2 separate regions of the Homo sapiens genome follow, and region 1 is linked to region 2. The links are chromatin loops, found by intact Hi-C in ENCODE. Cell type or tissue: OCI-LY7. All regions are shown on one strand.

Region 1 (8,000 bases), 430 kb after region 2:
TATATAATGAAAAAAAATTTTTGTCCTCATGGGCAAATATATCTTGTCTCTTATGTTCTGTGTCAGGAATCTAGTAGCAGTTTACCTGTGTGATTTTGACTCTAGCTTTCAATGTTACTGCAGTCAAAACTAGTCAGGCAGGAATGCAGTCTTATGTGAAGGCTCACATGAGAATGAATCTTTTTTCAAGCTTATTAACATGGCTTTGGAAGGCCTCAGTTTCACATCTACTGTTAGTTCCTCACTGCATGTCTGTCTCTATAGGCTAATGGAGTATCCTAATAACATAGATGCTCACTTCTGTCAAATACTATTGGTCACATAAAAAGACTCTTGGAAAATGTGTAGAGACCACAAAAGGGTGTGAATTCAACTGGCTGGAGATCGTTGTGACCACTTTGGAGGTTGAATATCACAAGGGGTAAAGAATATTATTGCGGAATCCCATAGAAGGTTTTAAGTGGAGAAATAAATGTAATATATTTAAGTTATTGTTAAGAAGGAACAATCTGGCTATCATGTTAAAAATGGATTTAGTTAATAAACCTCTCTAACACGAAGTGTGCAAGCTCTGCTGTTCTACTACAGAGTAAAAGCAAAAGTTTATGTATACATATACACATACACACATATACATGTACACATACATGTACATATATACAAACAGGTATGCATATACACACATACAGGCATACGTATACATACAAACATAGATACATTTAAGCTTCTAGAAATGGCCCTAAGGATAAACAGCAAATCAAGAAACATTTCTTCAAGAAAATCTAGAAATATTTAATAAGAAAGATGATAGTCTGTGGCATTTGAACAAGACCACTTCTTTCTTCCCCACTCCCAGCTCAGTGAGGTGAAGACTGCATTCTAGATTGCTTCAAACAAGAACAGGGCTCCTTCTATACCCATTTTTCAGTTGGAGTGCTTTCTGTTTTAAATAATCAGGACTTGGCATTTCAAATCCTGCCTTAGATATCCAAACATAAGCCTAAGCCCAAGGTTGGTACAGTTGAGAGGTGAGAATTTCCACCTGCTGTCCATCTTCCACCTATGTACTAGAGGCTCTGCCTAGGGCATGGCATGCATAGAATAGTGGGGTCCTCCTTGACCTTGCCCCTGCTAATGCAGTGGCTATTCCATGCCATTAGAAATAAGCCAAGAGGACCTTGGGATGCTGCCTTCACACATCCACATGACTGAGTACTCAGTTTCTAGAACAGGGGGACACTCAGAGAAGTGTAGGCCATTTTCAATCCAGTTCCAGTGCCGTCTCTCAGTGATTTTTTTTCTCACTGAGGGGATAAGCAGGGCTTACAAAAGATAATTTCTTTTCCATTTCCAAGGGTACTGACTTCATTTGAAAGAGTTTGGGAAAATAGATTTGACCTGACAGTAGAAACAATTAGCAAACTTGAAGATAAATTCATTGAGATTATGCAAGCTGACAAATAGCACAAAGAATCTAAAAAATAAACAGAGCCTCAGAGAAGTGTGGGAAATCATCAAGCACACCAATTCACATGTAATAACAGTACCAGAAGGAAAGGAGAGAAAATAGAAACAAAAAAAATATCTTTAAAAAACAATGGCAAAAATATTCCCAAATTTATTGAAGGGCACTAATTCACACATTCCAGAAGCTCAACAAACTCCAAGTAGGATAAACACAAAGAGATCCACAAACAGGCACATCAAATTAAAAATACTAAAAGTCAAATACAAGGAAGAAAATCTTGAAAGCAGCAATAGAAAAATAACTCATAACAAAAAAATCCTAATAAAATTAGCATCTAATTTCTCAGCAGAAACAACGGAGGCCAGAAGGCAGTGGGATAATCAAAATACTTAAAGACAATGACTATCAACCAAGAATCGTGTATCCATGGAAACTATTTTTCAAAAATTAGCAAGACTTTGTAGATACACAAAAACTGAGATAACTTGTTTCTAGCAGACCAACATGAGAGATATGAAAGAAATTTCTTTAGGCTGAAAGCAAATGACCTGAGATAGTACGTCATATACATACACAAAAATAAACGGCATCAATAGGATTATTGTGATGGTTAAATTTATGTGTCAATTTAAGTAGATCACAGGGTGCACAGATTAAACATTGCTGCATATGTTTCTGAAGATGTTTTCTGATCTCATTAGTATCTGAATAGGTGAACTAAAAACAGTAGATTGTTCTCTCCAATGTGGGTTGTCCTGATCTAATCTGTTGAGGGTTTGAATAGAAAAAAGGCAGAGTAGAGGAGAATGCATCTGTTACGCCTGATTGCTGAGCTAGGATATCAGTCTTCTGACTGATTGTTAAATATAAATTCTAAATTTTTCTTCAAAGAATTAATATGTCACTATATTCAATTCTATGCCTTCTACTTTTAAACTTAACTTTCTCGTAAGGCAACATTTCCAATTGCCTACTCCACCCTGACTCATTCTCCATCCTGACTTATTCTTCACCTTGACTCATTCTGATTACCTGCTCCACCCTGACTCATTCTCTGCCTTGACTCATTGCGATTACCTGCTCCACCCTGACTCATTCTCCACTCTGACTCATTGTTATTACCTGCTCCACCCTGACTCATTCTTCACCCTGACTCATTCCAATTACCTACTCAACCCTGACTCATTCCGATTCATTCTCCACCCTGACTCAATTCATAACCATTTTTCCTGCCAAACCACTCACCCTGTCACTCTCTTTAGTCAATCGGAATTAGTTTAGCCTGTGCCGTCTAACCCTAGCCAATAGGAGAACCACACAGCAGTAGGGACCACATGCATCAGGAATAAGAACACCTTTCCCTCCCTTGTCCAGGTGTGTGCTCACCATTGCTCCATCTTGAGGGCATACCCTTCTATAGAAGTACTTTGCCTTGCTGAGAATTGAAAATTTTATGTTTGAGTACTGTTTCTTCTGCAGCACCAAAACTTTATTTATAACACTGATGACTTACTTAAAACAGTGTCTACCCTGGTCCTTAGGACATCAGACTCAGATTGAACTATACCACCAGATTTCCTGGGTCTCCAGCTGGTAGACAGCAGATAATTTTACTTTTCAGCCTCCATAATTGTATAAGTCAATTTCCCTTGTTGCTTTATTTTCTATTTATCTGCAGAACCTCAGATTTCAATTCAAATTTTAGTACCACCCCAGCACCTCTCTTTGCTTCTATACTCAAGTCTCAGCAGGCTCCTAAGGGTAAGATACAAAATATCTGAGGAACATGTGTGGAAATGAATACTGAGAGTGTGGGATAATCATAAAAGAAAACATAAAGTTGGTTCAGGCCAAATTTATTGATATGGGCTCACTAAGCAAACATTCTGCATTTAATTTTGCAGCTTGGGGAGGTAGAAAGTGCACTCAGAGTTTGTGTGAGTAGTTGGGTGAAACTGTGATGGAAAGGTAGCCCACAGTGAGCAAACCGGAAATGCTGCATCTGCTTTCATTTAATGGAGAAAGAGATTCAAAGGCTTAAAGAAATGGAATGTTAGAGTAGATTTGTCATTTAAGACCCACTCACCCACATGGGAGAGTCCAGAAGTCATTCCTGTCACCAACACTGAGAAATTTGTGACAAGAGCCCCAGCATTTTTGAAGAGCTCTGTGATCACTCTGCTCTATAGGCCAGGTCTTTCAGTGAGAACTGCAGGCACTCAATTGGAAAATCTAAATGCAAAGTAGGTAATTGTGTCCTGGGGCAGCAGGGGCCAGGTGGCGGAACTGGCAAGTTGTTGCACTTAACTGCCAAAAGCAGGGTAGGTGCAGTTACCATAATTAACAGCAGAGCTAAAGCAGCAACTGATTGACACAGACACATGGCATTGACTAGTTAATCATGCTATTCCTAGAAGTTAAATAGATAGGAAGCCTACTAAATTCTTACTTGATCTGTGCAAGCAGAAAAGCCTAAGCAAGTAAACAGAAGTCTAACCTGAATCATAAAAACAGAGAGTCATGTTCTCTCCATTAATTTCCAGACATGAGCCAGTTTATAGATCCAGAAACCCTTGAATTAAAAGAAACCTGGGTCCTTTGAGGAAGGACCATGGAACACTGCTGAAAATTTAAACTGTTAATCTCTCTCCCAGTCATCTCCAAAAGGACCAATAGTCTCATCACAGTAACTGTGAATTGGAAAAATTGAAATAATTAAACATTTCTGGGACTACTGGACACTGGCTCTGAATTGACACTAATTCCAGGAAACAAAAAATCATCATTGTGACCCACTAGTCATAGAATGGGCTTGATGAAAATCAGGTGATTAATGGAGATTTAACTAGAGTCTATCTCTCAGTGGACCTAGTCAGTCCAGAACCCATTCTGTGGTTATTTCCCCAGTTCTAGAATGAATAATTGGCATAGATGTACTCAGCAGTAGACAGAATCTCTACAGTGACTCTCTCTCTTACCTGTAGAATGAGGGCTATTATGGTGGGAAAAGCAACTGGAGGCCATTAGAATGGTCTCTACCTAGAAAAATAGTAAAACAAAAGCAATACTGCATTCCTGGAGGACTTGCAGAGATCACTGCCACCATTAAGGATTTGAAGGGGGCAGGGGTGATGATTTCCACCACAACATCATTCAAATCAACTATTTGGCCTGTTTGGAAAACAGATGGATGTTGGAGAATGACAGTGGATTATTGTAAGCTTAACCAGGTGGTGACCCCAATTACAACTGCACTATCAGATGTGGTTTCATTGCCTGGGCAAATTAATATATCCCTTGTTACCTGTATTAATCTAGAAAATGCCCTTTTCTCCATGCCTTTTGATAAGGCCTACCAAAATGAGTTTTGTTTCAGCTGGCAAGGCCAGTAATACATCTTCACTGTTCTACCTCATGGGGATATCAACTCTCCAGACCTGAGTCATAATTTAGTTCACAGGATTCTTGATTACCTTTCCTTTCCACAAGATATCACACTAATCTATTACATTGATGACATTATGATGATCAGACCTAGACAGCAAAACGTAGCACCTACTCTAGACATATTGGTAATTCATTTACATGCCAGAATAAAAGAAATAAATCCAGAAAAAGCTCAGGGGCCTTCCATCTTGGTGAAATTTCTAGGGATCCAGTGGTGTGGGGCATGTTGAGATATTTATTTTAATGTGAATAATTAGTTGTTGCACCTGGCTCCTTCTAAAGCCAAGACAAAGGCACAACATGTAGTGAGCCTCTTTGGATTTTGGAGGCAACATATTTCTCAACTGGGTATGTTACTCCAGCCCATTTACTAAGTGACTTAAAAAGATATTACTTTTTAATAGGATCCAGACAGAAGAAGACTCGGCAACAGATTCAGGCTGCTGTGCAAGTGGCTCTGCCTCTTGCACCTTATCCAATAGTGCATTAAATGTCAGCAGCAGAAAAGAATGCTGTTTGGAGACTTTGGCTGGCTCCTATTGATGAATCACATCACAAATGCTTCAGATTTGGAGCAAAGCTCTGCCATCTTTTAAGACACAGCCCTTGACCTGCTACCATGTTTTAGTAGAGACTGAATGCTTAATATGGGCCACTAAGTTACCATGAGACCTGAGATGCTTATCATGAACTGAGAGATATCTGACCCACTAAACCATAAAGTTGAGCTTATACAACAGTATTCTATCATCAAATGAAGGTGGTATATACATGCTCAAGCCTGATCAGATCGTGAAAGTATAAGTAAGTTGCGTGAAGTGACCCAAATGCCCATGGTCCCCACTCCTGCTATAGTACGTTTTCTCTCCCAGTCTGCAATTATGGGCTCATGGAGATTTTTCTACATTGACTTAATGGAAGAAGAAGAGTCAGGTCTTGTTTATAGACAATCCTGCATAATATACAGCAACCATCTGAAAGTGCACAGCTGCAGCACTATAGCCCCTTTCTGGGACATCCTTGAAGGACAGTAGTGAAGAAAAATCCTGTCAGTGGGTAAAACTTTAAGCAGAGCACCTGGATGTGCACTTCATTTGGAAGGAAAAATGACCAGACGTGATTATAGACCAATTCTTTGCCTGTGTCCAATATTTTGCCTCAATATCCAGGAACTTGGAAGGAAGATAATTGGAAGAGTGATGGTAAGAAATTTTGAAGAAGAGGTATATGGATAGACCTCTCCAAATGGGCAAAGACTTTGAAGATATTTGTCCCATGTGAATACTTACCAAAGAGTGACTTCAGTAGAGGAAGATTTAAATAATGAAGTGGATAGGGTAACCTATTCTGCTGAAACTAGTTGACCTTTTTCCCCAGACATCCTTGTCATCATACAGTGGACTCTTTAAAAAAGTGTCCATGGTGGTAAGGGTGGTGATTATGCATGAGCTTTGCAAAATGGCTTTCTACTTACTAAGGCCAACATGGCTAAAATCACTGCTGATTAATGCTAATTTTAAGGGCCAATTGGACACTACTCCACTATGAAGAAAAGGAACAGTATGCCTGGTATATAAAAAATCTTTTAGAATGTCTTTTAGTATTTCCATGCCCTGTGATTAAGGTCAATGGAAAATTACAGTGACCTAGTCCAGGCAGGACTACTAATGGTCCAGACCCTTCAGGAATAAGGTTTTAGGTTATTCTACTAGGTAAAGAACCATGAGAAGCTGAGGTGCTGCCTGAAGGCAAAGGCAAAACAGGGTGCTTAGAGGTAAAAGGTAATAATAAATACCAGCTATGATCATGTGACCAGTTACAAAATTGAGAATTGTAATTGTCATAGTTTGTTATGAATACATTTGTGTGTGTATATTTGATTTGTTTCCTTTCTTATTACCCTATCATGTCACATAAGAATATTAACTTTATATCATAACATATAAATATTGATACTTTTGTATCATATTATTTAAATTACAGAAAATGGGCAAAGAGAAAACAACACTCAAGGACTTTACCTCTTTTGAGGAGGGGTTTGTGTATTTTTGATTGTACACAGGACAGTTCTATCAAGTCAGACAAATTTATAATCTTATTGCCTTTATTTAGAAAATAAGTATAGTGTAAGAAAATGCATATGGGTGCCAAGTCAAAGATTTGACTTGTGATAGTTATATACATTAACTTGACTGGATCCCAGGATGTGCAGCTATTTGGCTAAATATTATTTCTAGATGTATCTGTGAATGTGTTTTTAGATTAGATTAGCATTTGGAGAGGTAATAATATACTCAGTAGAGCAGATTCTCCTCCTCAATTTGCATGGGCGTCTATTCAATCCAATGAAGGGCTAAATAGAACAAAAGGCAGAAGAAGGAATAATTCAATTCTGCTGTCTGACTACCTGAGTGAAACTTAGGTCTTGTACCCTTGGAGTGAGACACACCATTGCTTCCCATAGTTCTCAGCCTCTGGACGTGTACTGAACCACATCACTGGTTTTCCTAGGTCTCCAGCTTATTATTTATATTATCTGAAATATTTTTAGAAACACACAGAAGCAAGTAAGTTGTGTGTATATGCTTTCACAAATCAGCACAGTTTAGGAAACATACTCTCCTTGTGAATTTCAGTTATAATGCAAAGTTACATAATATGGACATAAGTTTTTTTTATTATAAACAGAAATATATTAGGAACTGTGTATCTGTTATAAATTGAACTAAATATAATCATGGTCTTCAATAGCCATTATGTTACCTAATGTTTAAAAGTTCAGTATTCTTAACATCATCACTAAAAATAAATTTGTGATGAACACTTAACTTAATATTTCATATTTAATTATAGAATCATATCATTTTAACTGCTGCTACTGATAACTTTTTGTCCAGCTTCCTTATTTTATAAAAGGGACTTTATGACACATTTTTTTCATTCTGATGGTTACGTTAATAAAGAATGAAGAAGTATTATTAGAGAGACTTATAGTCTTTTAGTGTAGAGAGACATTATTAAACTAATTTTAGACGACTGACTATAAAATCTAAGAAGCTTTTTTACTTGCTTAGTTATAAATTAG
Region 2 (8,000 bases):
TCTGAACAAATTTCACAATGAGTCAATATTGAGATAGCCCTAGCACATTAAAATGTATGATTCTGAAATAATATAGTGGGTGGAATTTTATTTTTATTAGTTAAAGTTTCCTAGGAAAGTGTGAGAGACAAGAAGAAAAAAATTGGGGAAAAGGAGATGGAAGAAATTAGAAGAAGCCACATACTCAAACACAAATATTACTATATATGGACTTACTATTATAGGAGGTTAATTATGAATTTCCTTATCAATTAGGAAGGAAAATTTATGTTTATATATATTCAATAATTCAGCATATACAGAAAATTTAATCAAGAACCAAATTCTTTTAAGAGTATATGATTAAAATAGTCATTCTTATCAATGCTCAAATGTGGAAAGAAAGAAAGGATGTCTCTTATGCTAAACAAATTAACCCCTCTTTTACATAGATAAGACACAGGATTTCCCTGTGAATGATTCTTTTTATTGTTGTTGTTCTAAGGTAACTCTCAAATGAACAATCTTCTAGGTGTCAAAAATTTTCTAAGTAACCACTGCAATTTGAAATGGTCAAGTCAGTGTTAGGCCATTTAAAAAGATAAATACAACAATAATAATAATAACAGCAACAATAATAAAAGAACCCAGCATTCTTCCAGAGGTAGCACAAGCTTATTAGTGGACGAGCCAAAGCAATACTACCCAATGGGCTTATTTTGGGTCAGATAGCAGTCCCTTAGCCAGCAAATGTGTGGCCAGGAGATTGATCTCAAAGCAAATTTCACAGATCCAAAACTGAAGAAATTCCTATTAAATTTTGAAAAACAAAGCAAAGGAAGCAGCTGTGATAGAACTTCTGAACACATTAGGGTTTGGTACTGGCTTAGAATACAGGCTCATACAACCCATATATATATATATATATATGTATATATATATATATATATGTATATATATATATATATTCTACTCTTTATAAACCTACCCTTATATACAGACAATTGTTCAGATAATAACTAGACAAACAGAAAGACTGGGAACAAATTCATGCTTTGTCAAACTGAAACTGTCCCAGTTGTCCCATAGAATTGATGTTTGTGGTTTCTTTTGAATAAACATCGAAGTTGACCTTCCCAGTCTTAAAACTTGAAAAAGTTACATCTGTCTTACCTGAGTTCCTTTCTCGGAAAACAAACCATCAGGATAGTGTAAAGGAACTGAAACTTACCAAATCACCACATGTGGACAATGAATACCAGATCCCTCATTCACATGTCTGTATAACCAACCACCTACTTCCTATTGACCAGCTCTCTTCCTTACCCCTCCCTTATTCCTGTTTTCCCACACATGGTTATATTTCTTTCTTGCTATATAAACCTCTGATTTTAGTCAGTTGAGGAGATGGAGTTGAAACTAATTGCCCATCTCCTGGGCTACATCACCTGAATAAAGCCTCCATCCCTGGCAATACTCATTGTCTCAGTGATTGGCTTTCTGTGTGGCAAGCTAACAGGACATAGACTAAAGCCCTAGAATTTCAGTAACAAAATTGTCATTAAAAAAAATAAGCACAAATTTGACAATATAACCAAAAATTCCTTAAAGATTTTATTCTTATGACAAATAAAATAGCACTAATACCAAAGGACTCAAGAAAGTATTCAGAGTTCAGATTCAGTGCAAGAATTGCCTCACCATTTTAAGCACGGTGGTCTTGAGCAAGTAGACTCAATGAATCTCATTCTGTAACTGAGTCCTAGTCTGCGTCAGCAAGGATATCAATCAAGTCATAATGAAATTCTCACTAATAAACACCAACATGCCAGATCTACCAGGAGCGTACTTGTATTCAAACAGAATAGCTTAATGCAGCAAAGAAGAATGCACACTAGAGCAACCATGGTATATTTCAGAAAGGCTGAGTGGGGAGGTATTCTCACAGAGTTTGGACTTGTGGCGAGTGATTCCAATCAAGGATCAGAGAAGCAAAGTCCATTTTATTTTTGTACCCAAAAATAATTTTTTGCAGCTTTTTAATTGCAAAAATTGCAATTACTTTTGCTCCAACCTAATACACTTGATGTTGTTCCAAAAGAAGGGCAGTTTAGGAGTTTAGTATTTCAGTAATCTTAGTTCAAGATATAGAAGGGAAGAAGTAAGGCTGGGGATACTACCTGTAGGACATCAACACTGTTCTCAAAAATGGTTTCTTTGTTATTTTCAGCTTTAGTGTGGGTTTTGCCATGTTCTATTCGAGACATTATTTTATGTTGCCCTGCTTATTTCTCTTTGAAAAATGCTGTTAATGCTCTTTAGGAACATCTCATTCTGATTTTCAGGAGGACGGGATTTCAAACTCAGGCCAGACCACTTCTGCAGCAAAGGTGGCAATGACTGTGAATTTGAGAAATACAAACCTGACCTGATGGCTCTCTTTCCCTCTAAGCTTTAGAATGGGTTTGTTGGGGTATTAAATGCATTTTTTATTTACAATATATTTTATCTATAATGGCTTTATTGTATATAATCTCATCTTAACTCAAGGATTATCTGTATATTGAGAAGTTTGATTCTCCTAAATGACAAAGATTAAAGTTATTTATTTGCCACCTATGAGATTTGTATGAATTATGGTAATTCAAAAATGTAGAACTGACTATTCCACTTACCAAATTCCACAGGGGGTTCCTGATCTTCTTCCCAACTTGTAAAGCTTTTTCTACTACTCTTCAAGCCAAGCATTAAAACCACCATGAGGTAAAAACAGACCCAGTTTATTTTCTATAATATAGTGAATTTAAAAAATCATTAAAAGCATTTTAGCAACCACATCTCTATCCTGAGTCTGTAAAATTATTTCCTTCAGAAAACTGACATCTCATTCACGTTTCAGTGATGCTTGAATCCTTGCAGGATGTTGGAGATATTTTTTTTCCATGTCTAAAACACTTGAGTTTTAAGCTTCCTCTGACCTGTTTACAAATAACGAAAACTAGGGCCCTGCAGTCTGCTCTCTTTTTTCTTTATCAACATTTAATGGAAAGGGGGTAGGGAAAGGAGAATGCTTGCTGTTAGCTATTATCTTTACAAATGACTTGTTAGCCTTTTATTTGTCTGCTCATGCTTCAAACACTCAAAGGACATTTTCAGAATCTCAGTAGATGAAGGTTCAATCTTTAAATGACGTGACAGGCTGTATCTTCCTTAAGAGATTTTGACACGATATTAAGCCATAGTTACAAGCCAATACTTGAATGGGAAGCCCTGGGGAAATCTTTTAGAGCTGGAACACGGCGTTTACAGCAGGAGGCAGGTGTCTGCACCAGTGAAGCAAATAACGATATGATATATTTAGTATCGAAAATGGAAGCGAAACTACTGATTCTTTACACTGGGGACAACGGAAGAAGTTGAATGAGGGAAAAAAATCATCTTTTGGGGCCCTAGGAAATGTTAATTTACAGACAGTATGAAATATACTCTCATCACGACAGGTGCACTCAGAACCAGGTGCTGCTCTCAATATCGTCTTTGAATTTATGTGTTTCTTTTCAGTGATAGGATGTGAAGCAGCTGTACTGGCCATGTGGAGAGAAAGCAAAGAGCTTTTAATTAGCAATTAGGGGGCTGTTAATTTCTTTGGGGATCTCTCTCTATCTTCTCTTTGTACTTTTACTATATTCTTAGGAGTTTCTATATGTCTCCTAAAATACAAAGAAAATCAAGGAAACAACATGGTAGATTCAGAGCATGGGTTGTGTAAAGTTGAGGAGTAAATTTAGAAGCCTAAGTAAAATTTTTATGGAAATCAAATTCACATCCAAGTTATTTGCTACCTTGAATATTCTTTTACTGATAATATTGCATCATTAAATTAAGAAATAAAATGTATTCATTGACATTGGGACATTTTTTCTCATGATGTAATTTTAGCATATATTTCTTTGTTTTTCATGTAAATGATCTACACGGATCAGTTCTTAATTAGTAGTCATTAATCATTATACCTAAGTGATAGTAATATATATTATAAATATATTTATGTCACTATAGTACAGCTATGTACATATAAATACGTGTGTAATCTAATAATACCTTTATTTTATAGATACAGGGAAATAAAATTAAAACTGCCATCTGGAAATTAGGCAGATTTTTCATTTTCCTCTAACCACTAATAATATATTTATCTTCCAATTTCCATTTCTAGAATTCTATGATTGTTAAGAACTTGTAAAATATATTCTAATATAGTTAATGCTTTATATTTTTATATTTAAAGCATACAACTCCTCTTTATTTTGATGTCTTTCCCAGATCAGCTTTCTCTTTCTTGCAATACTTAGCCAATCCAAACTTATACTACAAAATAGCAATCAACAAAAACAATTTATGTCTCACTGGTAAATAAATTGTTTCAAATGAGTGTAATGGTGTGGTCATGTTTCAACAATGTTTAAAATTTTCTTTTACTTTTCTTTCAAAGCCTAGCTTGTTAATACTATAGCTACATTACGTGGAAAAGAACAAGTCATGTTAAGCTCTTTTGTATTGGGAAACCCAGCTTGAGCTGAATCTTAAAATTGTATACCTTCAAAATAGGCAGACAAGAAGTGACAAATTGCTATTAAAGAAAGAACCAGCCCAGGCAAACTTAAAAACAGGAATACGGAAGGTATATCATGGGGTAGTCAGAAGTCTGGCCTTGCTGAAAAGTATATATAAACGTTAGAAACTACTTTGAAGTGCATTTTAGCTAACACGACTTGACACTAATGAAAGATCTGGAAAACTTATCTGAGCTTGCACTTGATATGGTAAAAACTAAATAAAATTAAAATGATGAGCTATAAAATTCTTAAAGGAACCATAGAATGCCTAGTAAAATATAGCAAAGGCTTTAAAGACTTAACAAACAAGTTTTAAGTCTTGGTAAACCCCCTACAGTTTTTTATGATTTGAAAATGAAGACACTCATACCTCTCACCACATATATAATGAGCTATATCTGATAAACTAATCAGAAAACAGTATTTTCTCCCACTACTACAATCAACACAGTGTTGTAACAATATCAGTAATCTTTAACTGTCTTTGCACCTTCATGACATCACAATCAATTTATTTATTTTTTTGAGACGGAGTTTCTCTCATTTCCCAGGCTGGAGTGCAATGGCACGATCTCGGCTCACTGCCACCTCTGCCTCCTAGGTTCAAGCGATTCTCCTCCATCAGCCTCCAGAGTAGCTGGATTACAGGCATGTGCCACCACACTCAGCTAATTTTGTATTTTTAGTAGAGACGGGGTTTCTCCATGTTGATCAGGTTGGTCTCAAAACTCCCGATCTCAGGTGTTCTGCCTGCCTCGGTCTCCCAATGTGCTGGTGTGTCCGGAATTGGTGGGTTCTTGGTTTCACTGACTTCAAGAATGAAGCCACGCACCTTTGCAGTTAGGATTACAGTTCTTAAAGATGGTGTGTCCAGAATTTGTTCTTTCAGATGTTCAGATGGGTCTGGAGTTTCTTCCTTAAGGTGGGTTCCTGGTCTCACTGGCTTCAGCAGTAAAACTGCAGACCTTTGCAGTAAGTGTTATAGCTCATAAACGCAGTGCAGACCCAAACACTGAGCAGTCTTAAAATTCACTGTGATGAGCAAAATAAAAAACACTGAACACCCCCAAGGCAGACCTGAATTGGTTGCGGCTCCTGGCTCCGGTGGCCTGCTTTTATTCCCTTATCTGGCCCCACCCACATCCTGCTGATTGGTCCATTTTACAGAGAGCTGATTGGTCCATTTTGGAGAGAGCAGATTGGTCCGTTTTGACAGAGAGCTGATTGGTGCATTTACAAACATTTAGCTAGACACAGACTGCTGATTGGTGCATTTACAATCCTTTAACTAGACACAAAAGTTATGCAAGTCCCCACTCCACCCCTCCCAGAAGTCCAGCCAGCTTCACCTCCCATTGGCATTTGCCCCTGGACTTTGCACCTAGCCAGGGCAGTCCCACCGCCAGGGGCTTGGCAAGTCCGTGCCCACCAGGAACCCTCGCCGGCCCAGGAGCGCCCGTGCCTCCCTGTCCACACCTCACAGCCAGCAGAGGGAGCTGGTTCCGGCCTCGGCCGGCCCCAGAGAGGGGCCCCACAGCGCTGTGGCGGGCAGAAGAGCTATTTGAGCAGGGCCAGAGAGGACGCTGAGGCCAAGGAGGCACTGAGAGGGAGCCAGGGCTGCTAACACATTGTCACCTCTCACTGGGATTACAGTGGTAAGCCACCGTGCCCAGCCCATCTCAAGCAAATCTTAAAGGTTCTTATTAACATATAGCTATCAGAATAGATTCTTTCTTTTCTTTATTTTTCCTTTCTTTTTCCCTTCCCTTCCCCTCCCCTCCCCTCCCCTCCTCTCCTCTTCCCTTCCGTTCCCTTCCCTTCCCTTTCCTGTGTCTCGCTCTGTCCCCCAGGCTGGAATAAGTTGGTGTGATCTTAGCTCACTGCAACCTCCACTTCCCGGGTTCAAGTGATTCTCTTGCCTCAGCTTCCGGAGTACCTGGGATTACAGACATCTGCCACCACACCTCACTGATTTTTGTATTTGCAGTAGAGATGAGGTTTCACCATGTTGGCCAGGCTGGTCTCAAACTCCTGGCCCCAAGTGATCCACCTGCCTTGGCCTCCCAAGTTAGAATAGACTTATTTAAGAACAGACTACATCAAAACTTAAAACTCATGTTCACTTTGAGTTTCCTTTCATTCTCTCAGTAGAGGCCTGACCAGTGGCCTAGAGACTAGCAGTTGCAGAGGTGGATGTGGGGAGTTGCAGAAATGTGGATTCTTTCAAATTTTGTTCTCTCTCTCCCCCACAGTGGACATTTGTGGTTACTCCAGGTTTAAAGAAGACAGAAGGGGCATAAGTAAAAGTGCAATTTTCCTTTTACTTGGCTGATGTGATAGGAGATACAGTCTCTTAAACCCTTTGCTCAATTCCTGCTTCTAGGACTTCAATCATAGCTTCTTTTGGTAGAAATTTCCTCACTCTAGCTGGCTGCCAACTTAGGTAGATTTCTTTCATCACAACTTCAGTTTCCTCATCTTCCTCTGTCCGTCTTTTCCTCAATAAAATAAAATGTACCCTCGACGTTAGTAAATAGTAAAAACGCAGCTTGGCTAATGGCTCCCCTCTCATAGTGCCTTGTTATCATCGAGTCACCTACTGTCTTCAGACTTTCCCATTTGAGAAATAAATACCAGATCTTGCCTCCTCACCCAATGAATGTGTATATAGGTATCAACAGTGTTGCACATATATGGGAAGAGTGTGAGATAAAATGTCCTCTTATATGACAACCCCAATGTCTATGGGAGGCTTCCCAGGAATGCCCACCTTAGATTGGGGAAAAGAATGGGCAGAAATATCCAGTCTTTTCCTAATAAAATGCCAGATCTCTTTGCATCTATAATTTCCTTAAAGAATCTCCTCAGAAATCTAATCTACCCTTATTTGAACAGTAGATGTGTGATAGAGCTAATAGAGGAATGGCAATGGCAATCTTTTACATTTTTTGACTCACCAAATTTTGTTTAGCACCATTACTTAAAACCTGATCGCAGTAGTGTGCTTTATCCTCCGTTTTGAAGTTCTAGTAAAATTTTGAAGCAACAAGAAAAGTTCCCAAGTATATTCTCATATACATATAAAACACCTATGAATGTTTTACTCAATGAACCACCAAAGTCTTTATTCTATATGTAGAATTAAGGGTCTCAAATTGTAATGAGACAGCAACTTATGTTTTTGCTATTCATACCAATAAGGGATGTAAACAATCAAAATTCACTTTATACTCATATGTTATAATTTCTTTTGTATCATAACGTATGGTGAAGTAAAATAAAATATACAGAGACAAATCTCTGAAGTTAAACATTTTATTTAAGAAGAAAGAATTGCAACTTGGGACACACACCTGGATCGGGTTGTCTTTGGTGGGTCCAAAGAACAAAGGGAAGGTTAGAGGT

Evidence for each region. A loop is a pair of places that touch in the nucleus more often than their neighbours do. Peaks named below come from ENCODE experiments on the same cell type or tissue, not always from the same donor. Only the 100,000 strongest peaks of a DNase experiment are listed, where the experiment ranks them.
Region 1: it touches region 2 in a loop (5-fold over the local background); 1 of 110 quality-filtered maps calls a loop at or near these places.

The regions. Positions count from the first base shown.
Region 1 is chr13:62,640,568-62,648,567 of GRCh38, forward strand. No RefSeq gene overlaps it. Among named protein-coding and RNA genes, the nearest start is that of LINC00448, 150 kb to the right of the region's middle. RefSeq lists an enhancer at 2,215-3,414. In OCI-LY7, no CTCF peak of the experiment used is centred here; a DNase peak (open chromatin) is centred at 3,754; H3K4me3 peaks cover 1,806 bases; H3K27ac peaks cover 3,127 bases.
Region 2 is chr13:62,206,380-62,214,379 of GRCh38, forward strand. It overlaps LINC01075 (long intergenic non-protein coding RNA 1075), which reads left to right and starts at 5,903. Exons shown (of 4, transcript NR_125787.1): 1 at 5,903-6,250. RefSeq lists an enhancer at 3,330-3,429 and a silencer at 5,917-6,211. In OCI-LY7, a CTCF peak has its summit at 6,097 (motif pointing right); DNase peaks (open chromatin) are centred at 1,192 and 3,432; H3K4me3 peaks cover 1,920 bases; H3K27ac peaks cover 4,200 bases.